Linked DNA regions of Homo sapiens: region 2 is linked to region 1. A link is a loop called in an ENCODE intact Hi-C map of the cell type or tissue named here. Cell type or tissue: PC-3. All regions are shown on one strand.

Region 1 (2,500 bases):
GAGTTCTGGTTCTACCACTGCGTTGTTTTGTGACCAATTATGAGTTGCTTAACCTTTCTTTGCTACTATTTCCCTGTTTGCAAAATGGTTCATTGACCCCTGTCTTCCACCTCCCAAGGACAATTTCAACAGCCTATTTGTAAAAAGATCACAGTCCTTTAAAAAATATAACTGTAAAGTCAGAGGTGATGCTTGAAAGAGCAGGAACCAGGTAGATGTGGAAATGTCATGTCCTTTGTTCTAAAGAAAAGGCATTTCATAGCTTTTTGGATATGACGCAACATACCATAAATCCTGACACATAGTTGGGAGTCGGAAATTGCAACAACGCCCAGTTATAAACCCAGCTAGTTTGGGTATGATTGTAAGAAAAAAAAGCTGGCCATTCTGTATTTGGGGAATTGATTTTCCTAAACTTATATTATCTTAGTAGTCTAGATTTATCATATTGTACTATCATCCTGGCTTTTTTAAGACTTAAGAAGATCAAGTAAATTTTTTTTTCTTTCTTTAGACACTATATAGATCATCAAGGGTGTCTGTCTTACAGGTGGATAGTGATATGATCTACAGTGAGGGGACATTTATTTAAAACTTAAACATTCATGTGTTTTGGGGGTGGTATTTTAACGGCAGCACCTCTGATTGTCTTTTGGAGGGCTGGTGTGTGTTTGAAGTTCTGTCCTCCTTCCAGTGGACTCTAACTTCTCCTGATGCACGTGAGACACATTGTCCTATTGTCCTGCAGAAACTAAAGCCAAACACTGTCATTTGGGGACAGGTTTTCATTTGTCAGATCTCTTTCGCCCACATGAGTGTTTGTGGACAATACAGCCTGCTTTCCAAAACTTTGCTAAATTTTGACAGACTTTCCTAGGTGCTTGCCCAATGCCAGACTTTCTTTTCTGTTGAAGATTAAGTTGTGCTTGCTGCCCTCTAGTGGTCAGTTGTTTAATCCTAACCTTAAACGGCTTATTTTTCCCCTGGTGGTTGGGAAGTTGACGGTTTGTAATTGGCTCATTTTTCTAAATTATTCTGAAGAAGATAATTTTTCCCGCCAGTATGTATGTCCACCTTCAGTTTGCCAGATCCTGCCTGCTCAGAGACACTGAGAACCGGAAGCTGCCCGGGCAATTCAGTCTATGAAATGATCTTTCTTGTGATTAAGGCAAACGAAGAACTGAATGTTTAATAGTGTACTCTGCTGTACCCAGAAAAAAACAAAACAAAATCATGTTATAACACTCTAAAACTTCAAACAACCTCCAACAGCATTTGGTGTGTGTCTAGCCGTTTTGTTCTAACCCGATGTTATATAAAAGAATTTTTTCATGCTTTCCAAAAATGTTTATGTCAAGAATATTTAAGTCAGCATGCCTTATTCAGGTACTTCAGCTACCTTCTTATATAAATATTTTTGTTTTTCCTTTAAGATAAAAATGATGATGGAGGAAAAATAAAACATCTTACATCTTCAAGAGAGTGTAGTTATTGTGGAAAGTTTTTCCGTTCAAATTATTACCTCAATATTCATCTCAGAACGCATACAGGTAAAGAACTTTTATTTTTTTAACCATGCATTAGTTAAATTATGTAGTTATCTAATTTTTTTGTTGTTGTTGTTCAGATACTCTGCCAGATCCTTGGACTAGCTTAAGGATAAATATGTAGCATGTTGATTGCAGTGGTTATTTTTATTCTTTTAGTGCCATTGTAACTTGAGCCATTGTTCTTATTTGCAGTTCATTTCTTTTCTTTCTTTTTTGTTTTTTGAGACGGAGTCTTGCTCTGTCACCTCGGCTGGAGTGCAGTGGTGCAATTTCGGCTCACTGCAGCCTCCACCTCCCTGGTTCAAGCAATACTCCTGCCTCAGCCTCCCCAGTAGTTGGGATTACAGGTACCTGCCACCACACCCGGCTAATTTCTGTATTTTTAGTAGAGATGGGGTTTCACCATGCTGGCCAGGCTGGTTTCGAACTCCTGACCTCAAGTGATCCGCTCACCTTGGCCTCCCATAGTGTTGGCCTCCCATAGTGCTGGGATTACAGGCGTGAGCCACCGCGCCCGGACAAAGTTCATTTGTTTAGTTTATGACTGCTATGTCCTGACTCTTATCTTATTAAAAGCTACAGTATTTTAAAATGCTGCATCTTATGTCTTTATGATTGAGAATGAAATGAGAATCTATTTAGTAGTCTTGAGATTGTGAAAGGAGCTATGACATCATGATGTAGGAGGCTGCGTAGATTTGAAATTTCATCTCTTCCACTTACTATCTGTGCACCCTTGGGCAAGTTATTTAACCTTTTTGTGCTTTTAGTTTTCTTTGCTGTAAAAGTAGAATAATACATATTTCCCTAGGGCTGTTAGGAAGATTAAATAAGTTAGAAGTGTTGCTGTTAATTTTTCTATTGAAGATAGGCATTCATAATTTCAAATATTCATTACAGTAAGGATGATAAAGAACTGATGAGAAATCCTATGTGATAGTAGATCGAGA
Region 2 (2,500 bases), 160 kb before region 1:
ACATGGCTGATAGGGGATGAGGAGGTGAGGATGGGATAGACTTTTTCTTTTCATTTTCATGAATCTCTTACTCTCAAGCTGAAGGAGAGACTAAAAACCACAGGAAAGGGCACGAGTTTATTATCACAGATTTTTAATGGGTTAATAATGTTCTGCTTAAAACCCTCGTTTTAAAAAAAAAGTTAATTCGATCCATTTTTCTTTGGATTACAGCAACTTTAGGACAGGTGTGGTGTAATAGGAGTCGCTTTCAGAAAGGAGTGAGTGTGTTTGAGCAGAGAATCACTGGGTACACACCAGACTACTTATTGTAGCACTGTTTGTAGAAGCAAACACTGAAAGCCACCAAAAAGTCTGTGAAAAAGGGCAAGTGAAATACATTAAGGAATACCATTTAAAGAAATACTATGCCACCACTTAAAACATCAAGTTTTTCTAACACAGAGTGCTGTCCAAGAGATTTAAGTGGAAAATGCAAGCTGAAAGATACTTGTGTAAAGACAAAGAAAGGTGTGAGCGTTCGATATGCATATATGCTGATCTATGCGTGGACTATTTCTGGCATGAGACACTACAAACTGCTAATAGTCATTGTCTGCGGGGGAGGAGGGAGACCCACCCTTCCCCACAAGCCCTATAATTTGAATTTTCCCCAGGAGCATGTATGACATGGTTCCCCAAAATTTATAGCTCACTAGAAAAATACCTACATTGGAAATTGTCCATGATCGATACTCAAAGTGAAAAAAGCAAGTTGTATAACAGTGTCTATAAATATGATACCAGTGGTGTATTTAAAACAAAGCATGTGTATTTGTATATGTGCATTTTATGGAAAACGTCTGGAAAATATGTTTCACACTGTTAAAAAGTAGTTATTAGCTATCTCTGGTGAGATCATGAGCTGCGTGGGAGTGAGCAAAAGGAATGAGGAACTTCAACTCCTTTACCTTAATTTTATACTGTTTGAACGTTTTAAAGAGATTAGGTATGACTTCTATTTTAATTTTTAAAAACTAAACTGAGAAAATTATGTAAAGAAATGGTCACAGGAAATGGTCAAATACTGGCCCACGATACATGAGAAATGCGTGCCCTGTCTTTCCAGAGAAATCGAGCTCCCAAAAACGTTTGCGGTAAATCCCTGCTTTTTGGCTCCTCAATAATGGGATATTATACTGTACCTTATTGAGTACATTGGAGTTTTTTTCCCTTCCCTTAAATGCTATTTGCTGAAACTGCTCAAAAAGACTTTCCGAGGTGGCCCCGTTGGTGTCTTTGTTCCAGCCCGCCCGCCCCGAAAGGCAGGAGTCTCTCTGCCTTCAAGGAGCTGGAAACGCAGTCACAGCTCTCTCACTACAGAGGCCGGGCTTGTGGCAAACCAGGAGTCGTATTTGTGTTTACTTTCCTGCCTTGCGCAGTTGAGCTGCACTTGAGTGACTCCCATTAACAAGCATGAAGTTACTTAATGGCCTTGCCTGTCTGCTGTTTTCTGTTACGCTGCCATCCTGTGAACGGCCTTCTGTGTAAGTCACATTTGACAGTCTGCGTCTCAAATATGCTCTGAGAGTTGGAAAAGCCTCTCAGACAGCGTTTTCAAATGGGATCCCATGGAAATAGCCTCTTGCTTCTCAATTAGCTCGAAGAAGGCCCCCCACCCCCGTTACGTTTTCTTCTGCCTTAGGCATGTGTGAAAATGATGCGGGAAAAAGAGACACTTCGGAGATCATTTTCAAAGTCCTTATGTGAATCCTAGTTTCTAGGTGCTTACACTGCAATTCACCTACTGAAATAAACATATTTGGCAAATAGACATGATCTGCTTTCTGGGATTGATAGCAAACACTGAAGATCAAATAACAGCCCTAATCATTTCTGCATGTGCAGTTTTCAGGCGGTTCCCAGTCCTGTGACCGGGAACAAAGTTTACAGTTTATCAAACTTGCAGTAGTTCTGGGCTTTGCTCTCTTCTGGGCAGCGTTCTCTTGCTCCCGCGATGTTCTGTTTGAAGTCCTCTGCCCACTCCCCAAATTTTAACATGTAATTTATGACCTTATTATTTTATTCAGGAGGGAAGGATCAAGTGTGGAAGCCAAAATTATCCAAATAAGGATGGTGCTGGAACAACCTATGATCTGAAACTGGGGGGTGGGGGGCACGCCCCGTCTACCTCTGAGGCAGCTGGAATGTCTGCTAATTTTGATCACTTGAAAATATAATGGCTGCGTCTGCAGGTATTTCGGAGAGATCATTTAGATTCCTTTAAATGTAGGTGAAATGTTACAATAGAACAGGAATGGACTGTCTCTTGAGATGAAAAAGGGAACCACTGGCTATTGTCTGACCTCCCCAGTGCCTGATTGACTAGTAGAAATCACATCTCCATGGGAACAGATAAATGTCTGCTTTTCATGGCGTGAAATAACCAACTTAGCCCGCAAAGCCTCACCAACCTAGCACTTTATCTGGGCGGCTGTAAGCAGCCTCTCCCTTTTCATGT

What was found. A loop is a pair of places that touch in the nucleus more often than their neighbours do. Peaks named below come from ENCODE experiments on the same cell type or tissue, not always from the same donor. Only the 100,000 strongest peaks of a DNase experiment are listed, where the experiment ranks them.
Region 2: it touches region 1 in a loop (2.9-fold over the local background); 19 of 110 quality-filtered maps call a loop at or near these places.

Annotation. Positions count from the first base shown.
Region 1 is chr20:53,577,384-53,579,883 of GRCh38, reverse strand. It overlaps ZNF217 (zinc finger protein 217), which reads left to right. Exons shown (of 6, transcript NM_006526.3): 3 at 1,434-1,550. Among named protein-coding and RNA genes, the nearest start is that of ZNF217, 15 kb to the left of the region's middle. In PC-3, a CTCF peak has its summit at 942 (motif pointing left); DNase peaks (open chromatin) are centred at 283 and 923; H3K4me3 peaks cover 1,897 bases; H3K27ac peaks cover 1,695 bases.
Region 2 is chr20:53,737,543-53,740,042 of GRCh38, reverse strand. It overlaps LOC124904933 (a long non-coding RNA gene), which reads right to left. Exons shown (of 2, transcript XR_007067660.1): 1 at 1,185-2,500. Among named protein-coding and RNA genes, the nearest start is that of ZNF217, 140 kb to the right of the region's middle. RefSeq lists an enhancer at 1,748-2,500. In PC-3, no CTCF peak of the experiment used is centred here; DNase peaks (open chromatin) are centred at 302, 442, 912 and 1,402; H3K4me3 peaks cover 2,500 bases; H3K27ac peaks cover 2,500 bases.